3 separate regions of the Mus musculus genome follow, and regions 1 and 3 are each linked to region 2. A link is a loop called in an ENCODE intact Hi-C map of the cell type or tissue named here. Cell type or tissue: heart. All regions are shown on one strand.

The links. A loop is a pair of places that touch in the nucleus more often than their neighbours do. Peaks named below come from ENCODE experiments on the same cell type or tissue, not always from the same donor. Only the 100,000 strongest peaks of a DNase experiment are listed, where the experiment ranks them.
Region 1: it touches region 2 in a loop (2.2-fold over the local background); 3 of 42 quality-filtered maps call a loop at or near these places.
Region 3: it touches region 2 in a loop (1.8-fold over the local background); 2 of 42 quality-filtered maps call a loop at or near these places.

Annotation. Positions count from the first base shown.
Region 1 is chr4:53,260,503-53,268,502 of GRCm38, forward strand. It overlaps Mexis (macrophage expressed LXRa(NR1H3)-dependent amplifier of Abca1 transcription lncRNA), which reads right to left. Exons shown (of 2, transcript NR_033139.1): 2 at 854-2,732. Among named protein-coding and RNA genes, the nearest start is that of Mexis, 5.7 kb to the right of the region's middle. In heart, a CTCF peak has its summit at 3,425 (motif pointing left); DNase peaks (open chromatin) are centred at 3,509 and 4,649; H3K27ac peaks cover 238 bases.
Region 2 is chr4:53,333,922-53,341,921 of GRCm38, forward strand. No RefSeq gene overlaps it. Among named protein-coding and RNA genes, the nearest start is that of Gm52737, 10 kb to the left of the region's middle. In heart, no CTCF peak of the experiment used is centred here; a DNase peak (open chromatin) is centred at 4,060; H3K27ac peaks cover 444 bases.
Region 3 is chr4:53,155,408-53,163,407 of GRCm38, forward strand. Abca1 (ATP-binding cassette, sub-family A (ABC1), member 1) reads right to left here and starts at 4,488. Exons shown (of 50, transcript NM_013454.3): 1 at 4,269-4,488. In heart, a CTCF peak has its summit at 4,688; DNase peaks (open chromatin) are centred at 3,424, 4,014 and 4,624; H3K4me3 peaks cover 1,967 bases; H3K27ac peaks cover 1,553 bases.

The DNA of each region.
Region 1 (8,000 bases), 73 kb before region 2:
CAGCCTTGGGTGTCTAGATTTTTAAAGAATACAATTATCCCAATGTTTTCAAAAAGAAGTAAGGAAGCAAAAAATAAGTATAATCAGGAACACTACTGTTTACTAATTATTTCAGCAAGAAACCCACTGCCATCTTGTCTTCACCTCCAGTATCACCCTTCTCTGGTATATCTTACCCAGGACTGTCCCCTCCTCCCCGGTTTCAGCCTTTATCCTTTCTCACCTCAGCTGCTGACAGGGTCACCTACTGGTCTCCTCATCATAGCTCCTGGAACTGCCTGGTTCTTCCTTCTCTAGAACATGAGCATCTTAGGGGCATGAATGTGATTTCAGGGCTCCCTGAGTTACTCCCGTCAGGCTAGTGGCTATAGCTTAGAGCAATAACAGGACAGGAAGCAGCTTGCTTTGCTCCAGCTTCCCTTGTAGAGGTCAGAGGACAACCATCTTCTATTTCCTTTGAGGCAGAGTCTCTCTGTTGTTTTTCTGCCGTGGATGCTGGCCCATGAAGTTCCAGGGATTCTCCCATCTCGGCCTCCCATCTCCCCATAGCAGTACTGGGACTACAGGCATTTACAGTACACATCTACCTCTTACATGAAGTCAGGAGATTTGAACTTGGGGCCTCACACCTGCCCAGCAAGAACTTCTACCCACTAAGTCATACCCTTAGCCCTCAATTTTGTCTTTTAAACCCTGAAGTTTATGAAGTTCATAAATTTTAGCAGCTGTCACCAAACTGCAACTCTCTTCATAGTCAACCACAGATTTTTTCCAGACTGGAGGGAAACAAGTTATTTGAGTGATGTGGGGAATTAATTATCTGGTAGCCAAGAATGAAGTACACGATCAGGTTAAATGAATCTGTTCATTTTAGTTCATACCATTAAGCTTTTGCTATTCAAAAATAAAGATGGTACATTTTGTTGATAAAGGTAGGGAGGTTGTATATATTTTTGTGCATTTAAATTGCAAAAAAAGAATGACTACTTTTAAAATAGAATATAGATGATAAGACAAACAAATCTGTTACATAACTTTAAGGAATCTAGTAAATTTTAATACTAAAACATTTGTTATTTGCAAAAGAACAGGAGGAAGAGGAAAAGCAACCTAGCAACAAGAAACATGACACAAATAGATTTTTGTTTTTCTAAAACTGCTGCAAGAATTCTCTCGATGCCAGATAGATTGGAGGGCAAGGGCAGAGTGTTCACACCCTGGGAGAGGAATCACAAGGCCAGGAGACTAGCCTTGAAGAGCAGCTCACTGATTAGGGAGCTACACGGGCTGCGAAAGGCAAGGCAGGTGACAGACTGGTGTGGGAGGTGAGTGCCAGTAAGCTGATGGACCATAAGCATCACAGGTGGCCTCAGGATAGGCTTGCAGCTGGCCCTCAACTGTGCAACAGGGGATGACATGGCTGTCTCCTGCGGATAGAGTACAGGAAGAGACACAGGCAGGTGTTGGGGGGCCAGTAGCACAGATCTCTCAAGTCCTTCTGAGCTGGCAGTGACTCGATGGGACAGTGACATGGTGTTTGCACCTCTCCCACCCTTGTCAGCTTCTTGATGGACAGCCGCCCCTGAGCTCTATGCCAGCTGCAGCTAGATGTGTACAGAACACTCCCTTACTGGACTGATGGCTGGTGGCTTGTGACCTCCCACAGAGAGTGAGACTGCAGCAGCAGCTGGGGCTTCAGCCAGATAGGACACAAATGGGAAAAAAACAAACAAAAAAACAAACAAACAAACAAGCAGGTAGAAACACTGAGGGATCGTGGAACCGCCAGATGCTGTGTGACTCCAGGCAATTCTTGTCCCTCTCTGATTCGAGATTGGGTATCCACAACTTTGGTAGGGAGATGAAAAGGGGAGAAACTGAACTTCAGTAAGGGGCTTTAAGGATTTCAGAGGATGCATGCAGAAATTACTCTCAAATAATAGAATCTCGTGTTGGGGAAAAGAAACTAGTATTTATGGTTGAAAGAAGCAAAATTCTTCATCTTCCCTTGACTCCTTTCAAGGAGGACCTGGAAGTCGCATGTGTGTTTTTCTGGGCAAGTTTTCTTCGACTTGGATTGATTCAGAGTATCGTTAGAGTGGGTAGTGGCCCTCAGTGGGAGAATGTGCTGTACCTCAATAATGTCAAGGTTAATATTTCACAAGTCGGGTCAAAGTCATCTGAAATGGGTCAATGTCACGTTTTACTGGACTATGTGGCCTTCAGAGACAAACAGTTATTGTTCAGACATTTGCCTTTTTCCAGTGGTTTTTAACCTTCCTAATGCTGCAACCCTTTAATACAGTTCCTTTGGCATTGTGGTAAGCATCAACCAGGATCTCTGATGTGCAGGGTCTCTGATTGCAGGATCTCTGATTGCAGGATCTCTGATGTGCAGGGTCTCTGATTGCAGGATCTCTGATTGCAGGATCTCTGATGTGCAGGATCTCTGATTGCAGGATATCTGATGTGCAGGATCTCTGATGTGCAGGATCTCTGATATGCAGGGTCTCTGATGTGCAGGATCTCTGACTGCAGGATATCATCTGAGATGCGACCCCTCTGAGGGTCTCAACCCACAGGGTAAGAACCGCTGCTTTAGATACTCCCGGCAAACAGGAAGCCGAGCTCACCTCTACATTTCACACGAGGGAAATGCTGCTCTTCTTAAAGGGATGTGAGGAGCCTCACAGGAAGAGTCCAGTAAGATGGTAAGATGTAAACACCGCCTCCTGAACCAGAATATGAGAGTAAAGAGTCATGACCATATCCATGTGGGGTAAAGTCCAGCACTTTCCTGCCACAGTGGTGGGAAAGACAGCCCGGGCCCTGGGTGCCTTCCCAGACCAGATTGTCTCTGCTCCTTTTCTCTGAAATCCCTTTCTTGTAGGCCCCACACATGCATGTAAACACACTTGTACATGTGTGTCTGCATGTGTGTACTACACACATACAAACACACACACACACACACACACACACACACACGCCCTCTGTGCATTGATATCTAGCTTCCAACCCAAAACCTGAGTGTGAGCTTCCCTCAGGAAATAGGCCAATACAACACCTGTCCTGGTACTGCGTGTGCTGGCACAGGAAACCAGGCTGTCAGCTGCCCCGACCAGGAGGGCTCCCAAAATGATATAAAGACAGTTCTAAAGGCACACGACAGTGACTTGCCCTCAAAGACATCTAGGTTCTAGGGCTCCTTATGGCCTTCACAAAGACCACCCATACCTGAAGAGGACACATTTCCAGGAATTTCTGGAATACAGTTCTTGAGGAGCCCCATAGAAGAGGCGATATGCTATAAAGCGCTGGGCAAAGGGAGCAGAAAGCAGCTCTCTGGTGTTTAGATTGCCCCCCTCTGTGAGAGGTCTTAGGCCTCCTCTCCCGTGCCTTGCTGCCGCCTGCTGTTCCCGATGCTAGTCAAGATCCAGCCACTGAAGACACAAGTGTGTCTGGAAGGCTGAACGGTGACCGGCAGTAACCCAGCTGCACATGATGGTGGCCAGCTGCCAAGTGGCGGCCTCACAAGCCTCTTAGCCCAGCAGCTCTCCAGCAAGCACTGCTCCTACACTGTCCCGAGAGAACGACGAGTGCAGGACCTTTACACGCAACCGGCCTCTAATGCCCACCCAAATGACAAGCCAAGTCCAAATAAGACTTCCTAAAAGACTCCAGGTCTTAAGCCAGATGGCACATCTTAACTAGAGGAAACACGCAAAGCTTATTCACCTCCTGGCTAAAGCCTCCATCCAAACAATAGCTCAGGAAGGCTGTTTAGCGTGCGTGATATCATTTTGTCTGTTACCAAAACCCACGGGAGAGTTCTGCCTACTCACACCCTGGGCACGCTGCTCAGCGTCTCTGCCTTCAGGATCTCCTTCTAAAGTGAACAAAAGCAGTAGACCTGTGTCACTTTCTAGCCGGGTGTCCTTGAACAATCTATTTAATTGCCTTCAATTTTCTCATTCATCAAGCAAGGTTAAGCATAGACCAACCTCATGGGACAGGTAGAAAAATTACGTGAGTTAATTCACGTCAAAGCACTTAGAGCAATGTCTGGCTTCCAGAAAGCAGAGGAGATGCCAGAAATGATAACTACTTCCACTGTTTCTAGTAATCTTGCAATTGTTAAGAGGATTAATGCAACAACAGCTGCCATTTTTTTTATTGCATATTGACCACAGTGTTCTCATGATGGGCTCAGTCTTTCACAGGAAGTACCTCACAGATAATATTAAGTACACATGAGTTACTGTCTAGCACATAGATAGCCACTATCATTCTTTCTCCCTCTCTTCCCCTTTCTACAGAACAGAAAACAACTCAAAGGCCCAGTGGCTCACTCAAGGCCATAGTGTTACAGGGTAAGGAGCACTTACATTTGAATCCTGGTGTTCTAGAGAACAGATTGCTCTGATACTGCAACCTTGCATTCTCTCTCTCTCTCTCTCTCTCTCTCTCTCTCTCTCTCTCTCTCTCAGCCTCCTCCTTCTGCCTGGCCCTGAGCATCTGGACCACAACAAACTGGCTTCCCTTCAAAGAATTTTCCAGGGACGCATCTGCTGCTCAGTTGCAATACCCCTGGGTCATCTGCCTGTAGCTGTTTTCAGTCTGTGCTGTGAAGGACTGAGCTTGCCTCCTTTTGGCCTTTCCCCGTCAGGATCCAGAAAGTCAGCTCCAGTAGAGATGGGTATAAGGGAACGGGGTTGGAGAGTCCACCCCCAGGAATAAACTAACCTTATATCCACGTGTGCCTTCTTCAGGAGCGATGAGCCTAGATGCTGGTTGCTCTCAGCTGGCCCCAGCTCCCGCCTTATCCTTACACCTGAATATCACTGTGCTGAGATTTTATGATGGGGTTTCCCCAGAATAGATCTGCAAATCCTTTCTGAGATGAGAAGATTCCGACTACAACTACAGCAGCCAGCTGAGGGGTGGCACAGGCCGAGCCTGCATGCTAGCTGTCAAAGAGTGAAGACAGGTAGTTTGAGCTGTGCGCAGTGACTTCCCTCTAGGGCACAGTTTCCTCCTCTGTAATGGTGAAATGTCAAGACTCATCTATCAGGGTCACTCTAGGGACCCAATGAGAGAACTGGTGTCTTAGTGCTGGGCCTACACGCAGGCACGAAAGCAGGAGAAGTGCCGGGTAGGCTCCAGCTCAAGTCCTAGAGCTGAGAACAGCCACATGACACGGAGCAATGTGAGAATCCAGGGACAAGAATAAGCCTTAGGTTGTCACTAAAGAATAGAAACATTTACCTAGTGCAGGTGGCACCAACTCAGAGGACATTTTTACAACGTCCTTACAACCCTCACTTACCACAGAAGACAGAGAAGCTGTGTGACAGCGCTGTAAGAGAGGCGTGGGAAGGTGTGAGCAAGGAGATGACAAGGACGAAATGAAGATGTCTGAACGTCCTGTGTCCAATGTTCATGGTGAAAGCTCATTCTTGTCGCAGCTGAGAAGGTTCCGGAGCAGTGACAGGCAAGTACCATCACAGGAGACAATGGGTACGTGTTCAGAATGTATACAAACTGTCTGCTAAACACGGACGTTATTAAAAGCCACTTAAACGTAGCTAGATTATATTAAAGTTCACCACTTCCTAAATATTTTAAAATTATTTTTACTTTATACTTATGAGTGTGTGAGCGTATGTGCTTCATGTGTGTGTGTGTGTGTGTGTGTGTGTGTGTGTATGTGTATGTGTGCAGTTGTCCACAGAGGGCCACAAGAAGGCATGGGATGCCCCTTTAACCACCGAGCTATCACTCCAGCCACCAGAGTGAGTCTTAATTCTTTCTGTCTATTTTGCTACCACTCGTACTTTTGAAGTTCCTTACACCTGTTCTATCAGCGTGATGGAGGTGTAGCCCCAGGGTGTGCTGCTGTGTTACAAGTCCACACTGGGTGCTATCACATCTGTAGAGTGTTTCTACCCTGTAATGGGAAAGCCTACAGTTCCTCATCTCCCCCTTGCCCTAGAAAGCTGCTTATTAAGTATTTACAAGAGCAGTGCTGACAAAGCCCCCACCCACACCCACACACACTGTAACAATGCTTCCAAAGGAGTTATACAAAGCATCAGGTTGTGCTGCTGAACCCCAAGACTGTATTCCCCGTGTTGCCCAAATTTCCCCACACAACTTTGCAGTGAGACTGCTTTGGAGCATCTCATGAGGGCTCAGGTCCCGAGCAGTGTTGAAAGAGCCCATGTCTATAGTGACTCGGGGAGTGCTGGGGTTGCATGGAGCGTGTTGCTGGAGGAAAATAACCAGGAAGAAACTAAAAACAGAATAAAAACTTCACAGTGCCCACCAAACGATTCTGTTCAACTAGTAGTTATTCCAAATGCATTATCGCAGTCAAAGCACTGGACAGAGGGAGAAGGAAGAACACACACAGTTTTATCTAGACATTTACAGCATGGGCCAGAGCTACAAGCTCTCCCCCTCATGTTGAGAGCAGCACTCACTAAGCTGGCAATTTCAATTGTGACTTCCCCAGGACCCCAACCCCTCTTCCTTTATTTTTCACAACTCTTGTCACCTTGTAACATGTATTATATAAATTATTAAATTCTATAAAATTATAATATAATTGACTTATTTTCCACAATTACTTATTGACTATTTTCCTTCTCCAGAGTGTAGTCTATGGGAGCAAAGTGTAAGATTTGTTTATTTCACTATCTAGAACAGTTCCTCTTACTCAATTATTTATGATATTTTTAAAGGAATTCTATCCAGTGCATGGCAAGAGAACAGTGGGTAGGAAGTGACCACAGGACTGCCTATAAATATGCTTTAAACTTAGTTAAGTTTCTATTGCCATGATAGAACACTAGCCAAAAGCAACTTGGGGATGAAAGGGTTTATTTCAACTTAAAACTTTCAGGTTACTCAACTCAACTTACAACTACATCACAGAGGGAAGTCAGGGCAGGAACTCAAGGCAAGAAACTAGAGGCAGGAACTGATGCAAAGGCCATGAAGGAGTGCTTCTTACTGCCTGGCTCCTCCTTGCTCTCTTAGCCTGTTTTCTTACAGCATCCAGATCCACCTTCCCAAGTGTGGCACCTCCCACAAAGATCTGGAACTTCTCACATTAATCATCAATCAAGAAAGTGCCCCAAAGGATTGTCCAAAGGCCAGTCCTATGAGATCGTTTTCTCAATTGAGGTACCCCCCTTCCTAAATAATTCTAGCTTGCGTCAGGTTGACATAAAACTAACCAGCGCAATGATATACTAGGAAAAGCCCACTGATTCAAACTTTAATTCCCATTCCATCACTTAACATGACTCTGAGTATATCATGAAATCACTCTGATTCTCAGGTCCTCAGGTGTACAGTATTTTAATTTGGACAAGGCTGTTTCTAAATTGGTCAATGAGAAACGCACCAAGTATCTACTACGCATGCCAATCACCACACATGTACCACACCCAGAGCATCCTTAGACAAAACTATGCATCTGTGACTCCAGATCTGGTAGCTGTGCTCCAAGCACCGTGTGGCCACCTAGCTTTCCCCAAGCCCCAACCTCTTCCCTCTCCTCATATAAGGTTGGAAACCACTTGAGCATGTGACCCCGAGGGAGGCAGAAGCTAATGATGAGCCCTACAGAAATGTCTTCCCCAATAGACAGAACTAAACCAATCCTACTCTTCAAATGAGATTTTACATTGGGAAATGCAGATGAAACCAGGCACTGGGCAGAAGCTTAGAAACTGAAAGTTTAAGAGACATTAAAGAGACTCCAGTTAGCTAAGCATTTGAAAAGTAAGCTTAGTAAGAATTAGTGAGCAGACCCAGAGAAATGTACCTATGGGACAGTTTGCATCGTCCTTCTTCAGGGTTCCTTTAGAGATCTGTGAGGATGCTGCTCCACCACCGCCCCACCTACAGCTGGACATAGTTTGGACCCATTTTGCTTCTGAAGGTGCATTCTATAGAATCACCTTCCTTTCATCAACGGACTTTTCTTA
Region 2 (8,000 bases):
ATGAGAGTTTCTGTTTGATTTTCTGCAACTTGAGCTCTATTGCTACAAGAGAGAAGATTCTCCTCAAGGACACACTTAGCAACTTTTAGATCGTTTACTTGTGTCTGGAGCCTTTCGATTTTATCACACAACTCCTTCCTTTCATTCATCATTTTTTCCACAGATACTAAGAGCAGCCAGCCAGTAAAATCATTTTTCGATTTTTTCCCCATCTTGTAGAAAGCTTTGTGCACTGAATCACCTAATTCATTAAGAAAATCAAGGGCATTAGCTTCTTTAAGTTCGGAATATAGTTTCAACCATGGGTCTTCAAAATTCTCTGAGCTCCCAGGAGGGAGAGAATCTGGAGAGGTTTCAATATTTGAAAGTGCTGGTGGATCAACAAGCCAATTCCAGTATTTTAAAAGATTCATCCTTGTACTTCTGTTACTCTAGAACCACTCCTGGTACCAACTTCTGTATTAGTCAGGGTTCTCTAGAGTCACAGAACTTATGGATAGTCTCTAGATAGTAAAGGAATTTATTGATGACTTACAGTCGGCAGCCCAATTCCCAACAATTGTTCAGTCGCAGCTGTGAATGGAAGTCCAAGGATCTAGCAGTTACTCAGTCTCACGTAGCAAGCAGGCGAAGGAGCAGGAGCAAGAGCTAGACTCCCTTCTTCCAATGTCCTTATATTGTCTCCAGCAGAAGGTGTAGCCCAGATTAAAGGTGTGTTCCACCACACCTTTAATCCCAGATGAAAGGCGTAGCCCAGATTAAAGGTGTGTTCCTTAAACTCGGAGATTCAATCTTCTGGAATCCATAGCCACTATGGCTCAAGATCTTCAAACCAAGATCCAGATAAGGATCTCCAAGCCTCCAGATAAGGGTCACTGGTGAGCCTTCCAATTCCGGATTGTAGTTCATTCCAAATATTGTCAAGTTGACAACCAGGAATAGCCACTACACCTCCCAACTGCAATAAGACTTAATATCTTTCAGGGAATATCCAGTCATGAGGATGAAGGCTGTCTACAGTTGGAGAAGAGAAATGTGCAGAAATCAAGAAGAGATTAGTGAGGGAGAAAAGGACTGGCAGCATCCATCTGTGGGGACCCAGTTTTTCTGGAGGCCAAGTTGAAGCCATGTTTACAATCTTGCAAGCTGGTTATTCAAATTGTTCATTGATACATTTGAGTGTTTGTTTCTTGTTTCTTGGGGTTTGTTGTTGTTGTTGTTTGTTTGTTTGGCTTTGTTTGTTTTCTTTTTGCCTTAATGGTTTCCATTTTTTAATTTCTTCCAGTTATAAACAAAATGCCTGAATCTACCTGCAATACTGGTAATTGTACAAAATCGAGTAAAACAGAGTTATCCAAAGTGACCTGAGAGGGCTTCTGGCCCTGCTTTCACATGCAGAATAGTCTTAAAGAGAATGCACTCATTGAGCAGCTGTGTCTCCAGCCCAGGCAGCTGCCTCGGGGTCTGTTATGATTCTGTATCTGCATATCCATCACAGACTCTTGTCTTGATGACTGGCCCCAGTTTATGGTACTATTCGAAGGCGGTGGCACCCTGGCTAAGAGAAATAGTCCACTAAGGATGGGTCTTTGAACATCATTCCAGTTTGCTTCCTCTGTTTCTTTGCTAGGGTATAAACAAGAAACTGGCCCGAGCTCCTGCTACCATGAGTTCACTGCCCGGAGGGACTAAAGTCACTGTGACACGATGAGCCAAACAAGGCTCTCCTCTCTCCTTTCTGGAAGTGATAGTCGGTTTGACTTAAGAGAAACCCTAAGTTCAACAGGAAACTACACCAGGTGCAAAAGCCAGTGCCACCTCTGTCTTAATTCTCCCTTCACCATGCATCCAGATGTTCTATCATCTCCGGAAATCAATCCCTTCAGCTATCTGCCAGCAATTTGCCTCAGCCAATCAGCATTAAGGCTCAAACCCAGGTAGTAGTATAGACTAGAGGCCCCCTAGAAGTCCTGAAACTGGAAATGCTAGTGTGGAAAAGAACAGCCTTAAGTTTAGAAACAGAAAGATCTCAGTCTGGGGAAATAAAAAATGACAAGATGAGGCTACTGAGACAGGAAAGAATGCAAGGAGGAGAGGACTGGAAACAAGAAAGGTGTCTGGCTACAGTGTAGCATGTGTCTGGCTACAGTGTAGCATTACCGACATTAGGAAACTAAAGAAAATGATGTCAGGGTATGTGGGGGTCTCACTGTCAGTCAGAGGATGCTGGTCTTGACATGAAGGCAAATATGATGGCAAGATTTGGTAGGATCTTGCCTAGAGGAGAGTCAAGAGGAAAATTATTAGCTATGCATTCCTTACAGAGAACAGAAAAGAGAACACATATCCTCATTTTACACAAAAGATTCAAGAAAGGGTGACTCTGGCAAATATAGTATCTATTCTGTAAAGAATACCATTGGTGGTGTTTCTTAAAATGTTAATTGGGTTTAGTATAGAAAGTTTGAAAATACAGGCAAAAAATTAAAAGCACCCACCCAATTTTGAATGCAAAGTAAGTAGTAAGATATTTGCATGCACCATTGCATAATAATTTATAACATATGAACACCTAGAATAAATCTACTACAAAGCACTGCCCTTTGTATTTACCAACATATCTCTTACTAGGTTTTGTTTGAGTGATAAACTCTTATGATGTTTAAAATATTATTTCATTCACTGAAAATAAGTTTATATGCATCTTTCTTAGACTTTTATCCTGTAGCTCAAATAAGCATCTTTCTACCCCTGTCCTTTGGATCAGATATTTAGTTCTAAATAGTTATATTTGGGAAAAATCACATTCTCTATAGAAATTAAAATTTTCTAGGTGTTTTGCAACAAATAAATCAAAGCTAAAAGAACTTTACTCCAAAAGAAATACCTTTTTAATGAAAATTTATTAGCTCTGTATAGTTGTAATTGAAACCTGTATTTCCAGAGCTAGAAAACCAGCTTTGTTGGCAAAGCACTTGTCCTTCAAGCATGAGGGTCTCAGTTCAATTCCCAGAATCCACACTTAAAAATTGGGTCTCATGGCAGCTGCTTGGCACCCCTTGGTTAGGGAGGCGGAGGAAGGCAGATCCCTGAGCTAACCTGTGCCCATGAAAGTCCCAGTCTAAAACTAAAGGTGGTGAACTCCTGAAAAACAGCGCTAGAGGCTGACCTCGGCATTTATATGCACGTGCACTCACACACACGCATGTACACACACACAGACACATACATATGCATACAGGCACATCAGCACAAACACATAGGCACACAGGCACATCAGCACACACAGGTGCGTACAACACACAATGGATACATTCAGAAGAACGGTGTTCAAAGTTTTGTGCTACTTTAATATCCTACACCCAAAGAAAACATCAAAGGAACCCCACTTGTTAGGGCAGAAGTGATCACACAGTGTGCTATGAAGTCCGTATGGGCTGCATGGTCAGAACTAAAAATCTGATCCAAAGGACAGATGTAGAAAGATTCTTATTTGAGGATACAAGAGGCCAGAATCTATGCATTTGAGTGTGTAATTGTTACAGTGGTTTTTAGACTTAAAGCCTGGATTTTAACTGAAAGCATTGAAGACACACATGTGTGTATATGCAGGTATGTAGATATACAGATATGCAGATGTACATATCATATACATATGAATATGCACATACACTATATATATATATATATATATATATATATATATATATGTCCCCTTTATGACTTAGTCACCATTAGCTTGCCTCAAACAACCCATGTGCCCCTCTCTACTTCCCTATGTCTTCCCATAAAACAAAGGACCTTTGTGTGAGAAAAGGACCACCTGACACTAGGTCACAATCTCTGGGTCACATTAGTTTCCCTTCTTAAAGTGACATTCTCACATCCCCTGCTGTCCCCACTTCCACGGCTCACAGAGAGCCTCTATTCTTTCTTGGTGTTGAGGAAGAAATGGTGTAAGCAAACCCAGTCATCAAGAGCTGCTCACACGTGGACAGCGAGCATGCACGGAACGCCTGGAGAAGAAAGTAGGTGAAAGGGAATGTTGTCTGCTGCCCGGGTGTCAGAGGTTGGCTTACAACTCCACAGGGAAGACCAGCGCTCCACTAATGCTCATACTTGCTCTGGGAGGAGGGGGGAATCTCCTCACACAACTTAAAGCAGCTCAGGCGCCAACTCCACAGCTGGTTTCCTCTCAAGACCTAGAGGCAAAGGAAATCTGGGTTTGGGTAGCTGTGGCCATACATGCTCTCCTCAGGAAAACAAATGTGATTTAATTTCTCCCCTCTTCTCCACTCTTCCCCCTTCCCCTCTCCTCTCTCCCCCCTCCCCCCTCCCTCCTCCCCTCTCCTCCTCTCTTCTCTCCTCCCTCCTCCCTTCCCTTCCCTTCCCTTCTCTTCTCCTCCCCTCCCCTCCCTTCTCCTCCCCTCTCTTTCCCAAAATGGAAAGGGTTCAGTGAAAAGAGCCCCTTCCTACATTAAAAAAATAAAAAGAAAGAAAAGAAAAAGTCGCTTCCCATATCTCAGTGCAACTTCAGGCCTCACATACTTTGTCCTTGATCCCGGGAGGAATCTTGTTAAGTGTTCTTCAAAGTGCAAAAAGAACTAATTGCATGTCCCTCTTTCTCCCTGATCATTAAATAAAGACACTAGGAAGCCAAACACAGTTTACTTCACCTGGAATACTTCTCAACTAGGAATCGCATTCCCTTGAACTGTTGTCACTCTCTGAGGTGACCTTCTACCCATCCTCCAAGCAAACTGTCAGTGAAGGGCTGGAGAGATGACAAGGCTAACAAAGCTGAGTTTTATTCCCCAGCACCCGTGTGAATACTGGATGTGGAGATGCACCTATAAGACAAGGGCTGGGGAGACAGAGACTGAGAGAAACAGAAAACCCAAAGTGAAGAAGATTAGGAACAATGCGCAACAGCTAATTCTGCCCTCTACATGCATGTGGGCATGTGTACACGTGTACACATGCCCACACAAATTCACTCACACACGCAGACAAACATGCAGATAGCACAATGACCAACAAATCCTGAACCTAATTGGGTCTGAGGAACACACAAGACGACTCCAGCCTATACATAAATAAGGACCAAAGAGAAAAATGACACATAGAGCTCGCCTACAGGAAGTATGGGCCACACCAGTAACACCCATACCACCCAGGAGTCTACTAAAGACAGGGCATCTCAGATCTATTCAGTGAATGTTTACAGCCCTACCTGGGCTTCACTTCTTCACACAGGGACTCAGTACCTAAAATTCTAAGGATCAAGGCCAGGAGGGTAATTGATGGCCGGATCTTGAAAGCCATAGAGTCAGTGGGTGGGGAGGGGTGGGAGGAATCAGAGAGAATGCAAGACACAAAGACTGAAGGTGTGTTAATGAATGTGAGTCACGAGCTGTTTCTGGGAAGGAGAGATGGAAAATGACCTTGGGAAGCAGGTCAGGGAAAACTGCCAGGCTTCAGCCTCAGGACGAAGGTTGCCTCTGTGTCGTCCAGCTCTCCCCATCTGCAGCCTTTGTCATCTACTCATCTGATTTGTTCTGAGAGCTGAAACCAGCCCCTTCCGCTGGCCTAGCCTGGTGGCATCGTGAACCTAAACTGCCAACAGATTAAGGGCAGCAGGCCCAGGAATACAGAGCCCTGGGGTTCATAAGAACTACCTCTGATTGGCAATGAGCAGGCATGGGAGACAGCTGGCCGTGGAATAGCTGCAGAGAGGACCCGGACTTCCAAATGAAAAGTTAATGAAGTGAAGAAGAAGAAATAAGAAGTCACCAGCAAAATCTCTTGTAAGAACAATACAGGCTATGAGATATTCAGTATTCTGACCTTCGGTTTCCTAAGTCAGAAAGGGAAGGGTCCTCGTCAACCTTACAGGATGTGGAGACTCACTGAAGTAACACAGAGCTCTAAGGACAATGCCCCACCCTCCCAGTTACTTCCCAGAATCAAACAATGGCCTGCATTATAATGCAGGAGTGGGAGCCTCAGCTGCGAGTAGCTTTCGAGAGTGGGTCTGGGGTGGGGCATCCAGCCTCCAAGCTGGCCTCTAGTCCCCCCCCCCCCCCCCCCCCCCCCCCCCCGGTGTCCTGGCTGTCACTCTTGTGGCATCCCCTCCCACTGGCTTAGCTTGGGTGCCCAACAGCTAAGGGCTTAAGGAGGTGAGAAAGCAGGTCTGAGATTAGACCCCAAGCATCTCTGAGGGAAGCCAGCTGCTGAGGCATAAACATCTCCGCCAAGTGGTTTGTACAGTGAGGACTCAAGACCGCCAGGAGCCAAGAGAGGGGCTTTAGAAATAAGCTCAACTGCCCAAGTCTAGCTCTGAAACCCCCTCAGCCCTTGCCAACAGCTTCCCGGCTGTCTCCTGAGAGTCCCAGGCCTGAGAAGTCTGGGTAAAACTTTCCCCGACTCACAGCCTGTAGCGAATGCATGAAAATAAGCTCCCGTTTTATGCACCTTACTCTGGAGGTCATTTGTTGCACAGCAATAAATATTTAAATCACCCGACTCAGTGGAATACCTGCCCCACCGTGGGGAAGAGCCCAAGGACATCTATCCAAACACGCCTGGCTTCGTTCCAGAGGTGCAACTGATAGATCCAGAGTCAGAACCGCAGCCATGAGCAGAGGTTAAGCCACAAGCGATGCTGCCTAGCAGTGGGTCTTCCCAGGGGCCGCTGAATATATGCCCTGATTTACATTAATTTATATTGTTTACAATGTTACACTGTTTTGTTTTGGTTTTTTTTTTTTCCCAGACTGTGCCTTGCCCTCAGAGACACCAATTTACAAGCATCCTTGGACTCCATTTTGAAGATAGATAATGATTGCGCTCCTAGGTAAACAAGTGACCAAGAGCACGCTAGCACAGATTGAACGATGACTTGTCCCTGGGAGTGAATTTATTGGGTGAATATTAGTATTTAAGATTGGAATAAAAGAAACCATTTGCCTCAGCCAAGATTATCGAGGTCAGCAGGGGTACCTGACAACTCACTGGTGTTGAAAACTGCAGGACTCTTTTGAACTTAGTGTCAGTCAATTAATTCTAACATTTCAGATACAATCATGTTTATGTCACCGACATAACACATTCATGAGAGTATGCCAACCTGTTATCACTCTTCTGGATCTAAGAATGTGACCACTAAAACCCCAAGAGAACTCTCTCCAGTTCTCCAGAACGGTCCCATCCCCAGGAAAAGTTATGACTCAACTGTAAAAGGTAGTAGAGTCGGGGCCTCTATACTTAACTCAAAAACTCTACCTTGAAGCCAAGGAAAATAAATCATCATTTCAGCCTCACAGCCACCTAGTGTTCCCGGCCTCTAACAGAGACTGATCTTCCCCACATACCCACTGTAATGGTTTGGATATGCGTGGCCCAGAGAGCTGCACTATTAGGAGGTGTGGTCTTGTTGGAGTAGGTGTGTCACTGTGGATGTGACCTTTAATACCCTAGTCCTAACTGCCTGGAGGGCAGTATTCTGCTAGCAGCATTCAGATGAAGACGTAGAACTCTCAACTCCTCCTGCGCCATGCCTGCCTGGACACTGCCATGTGCCCACCTTTATGATAATGGACTGAACCTCTGAACCTGTAAGCCAGCCCCAATTAATGCTGTCCTTATAAGAGTTGCTTTGGGTATGCAATGGTGTCAGCGTTTGGATGCTGATTATGGGGTGGATCCCTGGATATGGCAGTCTCTACATGGTCCATCCTTTCATCTCAGCTCCAAACTTTGTCTCTGTAACTCCTAGCAAGATTTTATCGAAAGGACCCAGATGTAGCTATCTCTTGTGAGACTATGCCGGGGCCTAGCAAACACAGAAGTGGATGCTCACAGTCAGCTAATGGATGGATCACAGGGCTCCCAATGGAGGAGCTAGAGAAAGAACCCAAGGAGCTAAAGGGATCTGCAACCCTATAGGTGGAACAATATTATGAACTAACCAGTACCCCGGAGCTCTTGACTCTAGCTGC
Region 3 (8,000 bases), 180 kb before region 2:
CGCTTATCCATAAGAGCACATTAATGAACAACTCAAAATATTTAAATGGGGCATCGCAGACTATTGTCTCAAATCCCTGCAGCTGCCTCAAAAAGGGAAATGGAACTGGGTGAGCAGGACTATTCGTCTACTTGAGTCATCTAGCCTAAATCATTTAAACACGCACCAAGATGCATTAATGACGTCCGTGGCCGTATCAGTCTCTAACACTTTGCTGAGAATGTCTTATTTGTTGGAGTAGTTTTAAAACACAGGAAGCGAGCAGCATCCAGCCCCTTAGCTGACTGGTATTTGTCAATTTCCGTATTAGAGAGACAGATTACGCGCAAGGGTCAAAGACCTCTCTTTTGAAACCTAAGTGCATGACATACGTGAGCACGGGGCTCAGATCATATTCTGCATGGAAGTGCAGAATGGGAGGGAGTTGGGGGTGCAGGAGACTTGTGAGGAGGGTAACATTCTTTCTGCCAGGTCTTCAAGTTTGCAAAGTCTCATTGTTTTAGAAAACAAACATGGGCTGGAGAGATGGCTCAGCGGTTAAGAGCACTGACTGCTCTTCCAAAGGTCCTGAGTTCAAATCCCAGTAACTACATGGTAGGTCACAATCAACTGTAATAAAATCTGATTCCCTCTTCTGGGCTGTCTGAAGACAGCTACAGTGTACTTACATATAATAATAAATTTTAAAAATCTTCAAAAAAAAAACCCCCACAAATGTGATGTTCCCCACAGTCAACGATAATCCTAGACAAGCTGCTTTTGGGCCATTCGTGTTTGACAGAGTATGGTGTAGCTTAAGACCTGCCTGCAGAAACCATTTCATGTCTGAGACGTTCACTCGGACTTTATGCCACCTGGCCCCATAATCTGTAGCAAACTACTCTGAGGTCACACACTATTCACAATTAATTAGCTGAGGCAAGAGGATCACACTCATTTAAAACCAAGTTTTGGCTTTGTTTTTAAATGAGAACTGAGCAAATGTTACTGCCTGGGTTTTGTTGTTGTTGTTTGTTTGTTTGCACCGAGTTGCAGCCAAGGTCTCTTCCAGAAGAGAATTTGACCGACTACCCCAGAGCAAATATGGGAATATGATACAGATCATAAGTTTCCAGTAAAAATGACAGCAAATGAATACACGGCAAATTCCCTTTCACGGCATCTGAAATTGTACCACTGTCTCCCCTAATCTGGACAGTTAGAGACTTTGGGAAGTGAATTCAAATCTCAAATCAGCCTCTTGGAAAATGGAGAGCCAAGGACCAGATAGCCTCCCGCCTTCTTAACCTGTAGTTACAATAAACAAGTTTGGCTTGAAGATAAACTCAGCGTCTGAGTAACACCGGGAACAGCACCAGGTAAGCGTCTATTAAGACACAAACACGTCTATAATTGGTATTCCAGGTGCTTTCTCTTCCGTGTGTAAAGCTGTCTCCAATATTTTTAAAGCGGACCTTCTCCCAATGCAAGTAAATCAACAAGTATTACGACCAATCTTTTAAAATTTAATGCCAGAATAATTGACCATAGTTACATTATAATTTCATTATTTATTTAACATCCAGACCATATATAAAAATATATTTATACTTGAATGTTTTAAGAACGGCCAAAGCTATACACATATATATTTTCTAAAAATCCAGGAAGTCCCTAATTTAAGAGTTTAAAGAAGTGTCCATTTAACTATCTTAGAAACTAAAAAGTATATTTTTTTTAAAAAAGCAAAGATCTATTTTCAGTCACTACATATGCAGCCCACATAAGGACACTGATTTATGAGAGGAAAAAAACGATGCCTAAAGAAAAAAAAATACTAAAAGTCCCAGCTCCTCTCCACATAGGTAAGGTAGCACATAGCTGAGTTGCTAAGTATCATTCTTTTTTTTTTTTTAAATAGTGTTTGCATTGGGGTTTCCATGAAGAGAGGTAGAAAACCAATCAGCCCCAGTCACCCTTTCCAATTCCAGACTAATTCACGGTCTCCCATCAACCACGCACACATTCCAAATCAAGATGCATCCAAGGGCCACAACAGGCCTGCCTTTGGGTGCTAATAAAAAATACTTTAGGGGGCTGGATTTAAAATACTCATCTTCGGGAAGACACCCGTCACAAATACCCAAGTCACCACCAGTGACCCCTCCAGAACCCCAGTGACTTTCACAAGGAGACCCATGACTTATTCTATGGTAGCAATTTTTGCTCCAAAATGGTACTATGAGCATTATGTTGCTGAAAATTTCCTTCCCTCAACCCTCAGATTCAACTTGTTACCACATAGATAATAATCAATTCTGTGCATCACACCTTTCTTTAAAAAAAAAAAAGCCCTATTTTAATGACTTGTGATAGCGCTGAGGAAAAGACATGCTTACAATAGAAACTGTAATTTATCTTTATTATTTATATATTGATATACTATCCACTCAAATATTCTCTATGCTTGTCTATACCTCCTTTGATGTGGGGGAAGTGTTTTTCAACAATGGGAACAGCAATACGTTGTCCTTATGTGTGCATTAGAATATTAAAAATGGGCTGAAAGAAAAGTGGTGATGATAAACAACTCCTTTTTAATTGGCATTTATGTCTTGTAGAGTATCAATACTTGGGTCAGGGTTCCGAATTATGACTAAGAGGTAAGGGTGTGCTTTCGAGCCTGCAGGCATGTGTCAGGTGTGTGCTGTGGGAGGTGAGGGCTGAGCCACAGAAAGAAAGTGGTGTACCAATTCTCTTCAAGGAAGGTTTGTGCTGTTTTGTTTTGCTTTGCTTCTGTGGTTGGTGGTGCTAGAACCCAAGGTCTTGTACAAGGTAGACTCTACCGGGGGCCTACATCTTAAGCCAGAAGTGTTCCTTTTGTTTATCTGTCCTTTATTGTACATTTATTCTGCCCACTTCCTTGGAAGGATGTCGAAGTAAATTCTTGTTTTGTTTTGGAATGGTGATACCATTGCAGCAAATGGGGCAAACTAATTATTTCTAGTGACACTTAGTTTTCCCAAACAAACACACAAAGTCAAAAAAAAAAAAAAAAGCAAACAGTTTAATAAGTATTTCTCTCTTTTCCAGAGGTAAGTGCAGAAACCAAAACAGGCACCTATCCACAAGGTTGTCATCAGCCAACATCCCCAAGAACCTCATTGAGCAACGGTCTGGGAGTCAGGAAACAAACAAACAAACAAAAAACAAAAACAAAAAAGAAAAAAACAACAACATGAAAACATAGACTGGCTTTCTTGGCCTCGGGTTTCCTCCCAGTTTGGAAACACCAGTTTTGACCAGATTCACAGTGAAGCAAAAGGACTAGAGACTCTCACTCCGCACCAGGCCATACCTAGGCTACCCGGCCAGGAGGCGCTGCGGGCCAGTCTCCAGGGGCCACCCGCAGGCCGCCCAGCCCCCACCCCCTGGCGGCGGAGCCCGGCCCAGCACCCGAGCTGCGAGTTCTGTGCTGCCCGATGGGGTTACTTGCGGTCATTCGGCTGCACAACCTAGCCCCAGCTTCCCAATCGGTGCTCAGCCCGAAGTCTCCCCAAGGGAAGACTAGCAAAAAGCAGTAAGATGAGGGTGGATTGGGCACCCCAGTTTCGGGTTTCTGCAGACTCTCTTAAGTTTTCTGTCTTTAGAAGGAACAAAAGTGGTCTCCCACTTTGCGCCAGGGACTGCAGCCCTCCAGAGCGCAGGAAGCCTGTGGGCAGGACCCCGGAGTCGAACAAAGCCCAGAGAACTCAAGCAGCAGTAACATAAAAGACCCCGTTTAGGACACTTCCTACTAGAGTTCTTTGGAAACAAGGACATGCAGTCCCAGTCCCGGGAAGAGAACCTCCAAGTCAGAGGCCAACACAAACCAGTTAAATAATGGAGTGAGGACTCAGATGTGACACTTGTGGGCGACGGCCTACCCCGCGCCAGACAAAAGGAGACCCTTTGTAGAGGATTCCCTTCTCCCTACCCCACTGGCTGTACCCCGAGGACGTCCGGGAACCTTGGCTCACACTGCGCCCAAGAGGCGAGTCTCCGACGCCGGAGATGCTCTCGCTGGTCTCCGATTCCGGGAGACCCGAGTGCGGCAGTTCTGAGTCCCAGGGTCGACAGGGCCCGTCCCAGAACATTCTTTCCCTGTTTATGCCTCCCCTGTACTATTTGCATCCCCAGAAGTAAGGTACATGGGAGTTCGAGTCCCCCCAGTGTCCCCAAAACGGAGAGCTTCCCAACGCTTCCTTGGCCCCGAAACAAAATGCCCAAGTCACTGAAGAACCTCTTACCTGTTTTCCACTTTGCTGTTTGAGTCTGTTTTCCCTACCCCTGCACAAACCCTTCCAGAAAGGGGAAGAAAAAAGTGGGGGGAAACAGGGAGCAGAGCAGCTCCCCAAGCCGGCTGTGGTTGCGCGGGTCCCGCGGCGCCCCCTGCCCAGCTTTGCGCTGCGCCGCGGAGAGAAGTGGGCTCTGCCGGTCCCGGCCCGCTCGCTCGCCCTCGGAATTACTGGTTTTTGCCGCGACTAGTTCCTTTTATAGATTCGGCTGTGCCGAGCGCCGGGGTTACTACCGGTCAAACGCTGTTCTCTCCCTCTTTCCCCCGCCCCCTTCCCGGCCTCTGTTTATGTAGTTCAGTCACTCAGCAGAAAGCACGTGGAGACATGGCCCGCCCCTTAAACCGGCGACAGTGCGCCGCCGCAGCGGGCACTGGGGGCGCATGGTGAGAGCTTTGTGGGGCCCGCTTTCTGTAGCCCTGGCCCTGACCTGCTAGCCTTCGGGAAACGGGAAACTCCGGACTTGCGCTGAGCCAGGGACTCCACATTCCCGGCAGAGGAGGAAAGGGGAAAAGCTCGTTCTCTAAACTCCTCTTTCTGCAATTGTTTGGGGTTTTGTGGGTGTTGCTTTTTGAGTTTTGTTTGTTTTGTTTGTGTGTGTATGCCCTCTTCCTCTCTCCCTCCCGCTCTCCCTTACTCCCACTCTCCCCCCTCTCCTTTTGTTAGTTTGCTCAGCCCCCAACTTGGGAAGGAAAACTCCCCACCCCACCCCACCCCCAGATGCCAACCATTTTCGGTCTCTTCCTTTTCTTCCTTTAAAAGTCCTAGATTGGGGGAAGGGATGTGGAATGGACAGTGAATATCAGCCTATTTTGGTGTCTGCCTCAAACCTTTACATTGATTTTGAAGAGAAGATCTCTACCTTCCAGGGACCTAGTCTGCACCTTCTACACACACACACACACACACACACACACACACACACACACACACACACCTTCCAGGGACCTAGTCTGCACCTTCTACACACACACACACACACACACACACACACTCCACTAGTAATAGGTACCTATAAGCCACAAGGGGCAGCTGTGGTCACAAGAGTGGGTTTTGATGATGTCAAACGACCAAAGTTAGATAAAGTTTTTCTGCCTCTATTTTATTTGTTTTAATTGAGACAGAGTCTCATGTAGTCTGCTCATAAACTCAATAACCTTGAATTCCTAATCCTCTTGCCTCCCAAGGCCTAAAATTACAGGAACAGAGTACCACACCCACATTTGTACAGTGCGGAGAGATGGAACCCAGCCTCTTGCATAGCAGGCAAGCATTCAGCCAGCTGAGAGCTACATCCTTGGCCCTTGCTTCCTGTCTCTCAAGAGAGAACGTTCTCTCTGCCTCAGAGTTTTCTGAAAATGAATTTCGTTGGAACTTTTGAAGTCCTCGGAAGAAGAGTGCCAACACCAGAATCCTACTGACTGAACATCAGTGCCAATCTCTAGTGACATCCATACCCTATAAACCATTTCCTATGCCAGACTTTTAAAAGTCCAGCACTGGCAAAGAATTTAAAATAATATGTGTGACCATCTGTGTACAAAGGAAAACGCCTAAGGGGAAAGGATCGTTCTTTGCATGATTTTAGGAGATTAAGTCTTTATGCAGCTTCCCTCATTTCCCCCATATCTCCTAGCACCTAAAATACACACACACACACACACACACACACACATTCTTTTTGTACTTTGAAGAATTTGGTTCCCAAGAGTACTCCTACTAAATTCTGTTCCCAGCATCCACTTGCTGCTTTACAACCATCTGTAACTCCAGTTACAGGAGAGCTGACACAGTCTTCTGGCCTCCATAAGCACCAGGTGTGTACGTGGTGCACACATGTGCACATAAGTAAAACACTCATGTACATAAATAAATCTCTCTCTTTTTTACCCTAAAAATAAAAGCTAACTTCTTGGGTTTCTCTAAAAGAGCGTAGGTGACATGTAAGTGCTACCCAAATCAGGTAGTTAGGAGGCAGAGAAAGAAGAAAGGGTGGGAAGAAAGAAGCCCCGGGCAGAGCATCCTGGAATCCTCACTATATGAAGGCAATGACCCTGAAATCCAACTTGCAGTGTTTAACTAGGAAGCCCTGTAGGGTTAGGAATCTGCCCCTATTCAACTCTCACTGCAATAAATGCACAAATACACTGCAGTGTTGGCAGTATGTGTATGCATGTTGTAAATCTCTACCCTTCGACACCTACAGAGGCCAAATGCTTCATCCAGGTTACACCTGTTGACACCAAGTGACATGACCTGCCATCAGGACAGCACCTCATGACACAACTACTGGATTTCAACAGTTAGAACTTAGATGATATCACACTTAAGAAAGAAAGAAATTTCAAAGCAGGAATTTCTCCATCCTTTGAGTACCCCTGGTTAGTTTGTTCCTGAGCATGCTCCAGAGAGCTTTCCCTTCCATGTCTTCTGATGTATAACACCTTCACCCAAACCCCCAACCTTGTCCTAGGAAGCCCTTTCTACCTGAGTGGAAAGGCCTATCTTTGTTACTGTTGCTCTGAAGTAGTGGATTCCATAAACATACCCTGGGTTGCTTGAGGTTCTATTCTGAGCTGACCCTGGGATCTTCTAATTACAGACTTGACCTTCAGGCAACTATGGCTCTACTGACCTTGCTAGAGAGGTCATAGAGATACAAGAAGCTCAATTTTATCATCCCATGAAGGCTTTTAAATCAAGATTCCCTGAAAGTCAGTGTTTAGAGGATAGTTTAAATGCATATCTAGGAGCCAGTCTACAGTCTACAAACACCTTCCTTAAAAGAGAGAAGTTTTTGTTGTTGGTTTTTTTTTTTAACAAAAGATATTCACTACACGTGTTTCTTGCCCGAGATACCTACTATTTGGCCCCCTGCAGCTGAAAAAAATAGGACACTACAGAAAGGCAATGAAAATTTTCTAAAAAAAAAAATAAACAAAATGATTTTTCAAAATAAATTTGTAGTGATTGAGAAAACCTACTAGCAGCTGGAGAGATGGCTCAGCTGTTAACGGCTAGGCTCACAACCAAATCATAAAAAAACCTACTGCTTAGAACATTAGAGAATGAGATATAACTCAAAAATTCAAAAAGAAGACTAGAGAGAGATCTCAATCGATAAAGGAGTTACCATGCAAGCATGAAATCCTGAGTTTACATCCCCAGAACCCATGTGAAAAGCCAGGTGTAGTATACCAGCAATCCCAGCATCTAAGAGCTAGAGATAGGAGATGAATGGAGTCAGCTCGCCAGCCAGTCTAGCAGCATCAATGAGAGACTGTGACGTAATAAATAAGTAAATAATAAGTAAATAAATAAAGCGAAGAGAAATTGAAGACTCCTGATGTTGATCGCTAGCTTTGAAATGTACATACACACACATACACATTCACACACACACAGGCACACATACATACATGCATGCACACCTGTACACACACACACACGCACACGCACAGGCACATGCTCATGAGCACATACAGGCACACATCTCCCTCCCCTAATTGGTAAATCACCTTTAATGAAGAGAGATGAAAAGACTTACAGTTCAAGTTTTAATCAGCTTAATTCCGTACCCAGGGGGAAAAATCCTCAAGCTATCAGTGATCAAATGAGAAAATTCAGTGTGCCACCCTTTATAGGTGGAACAGGCTCTAAACCACGTAGACTCTGAATGCAGTGTGA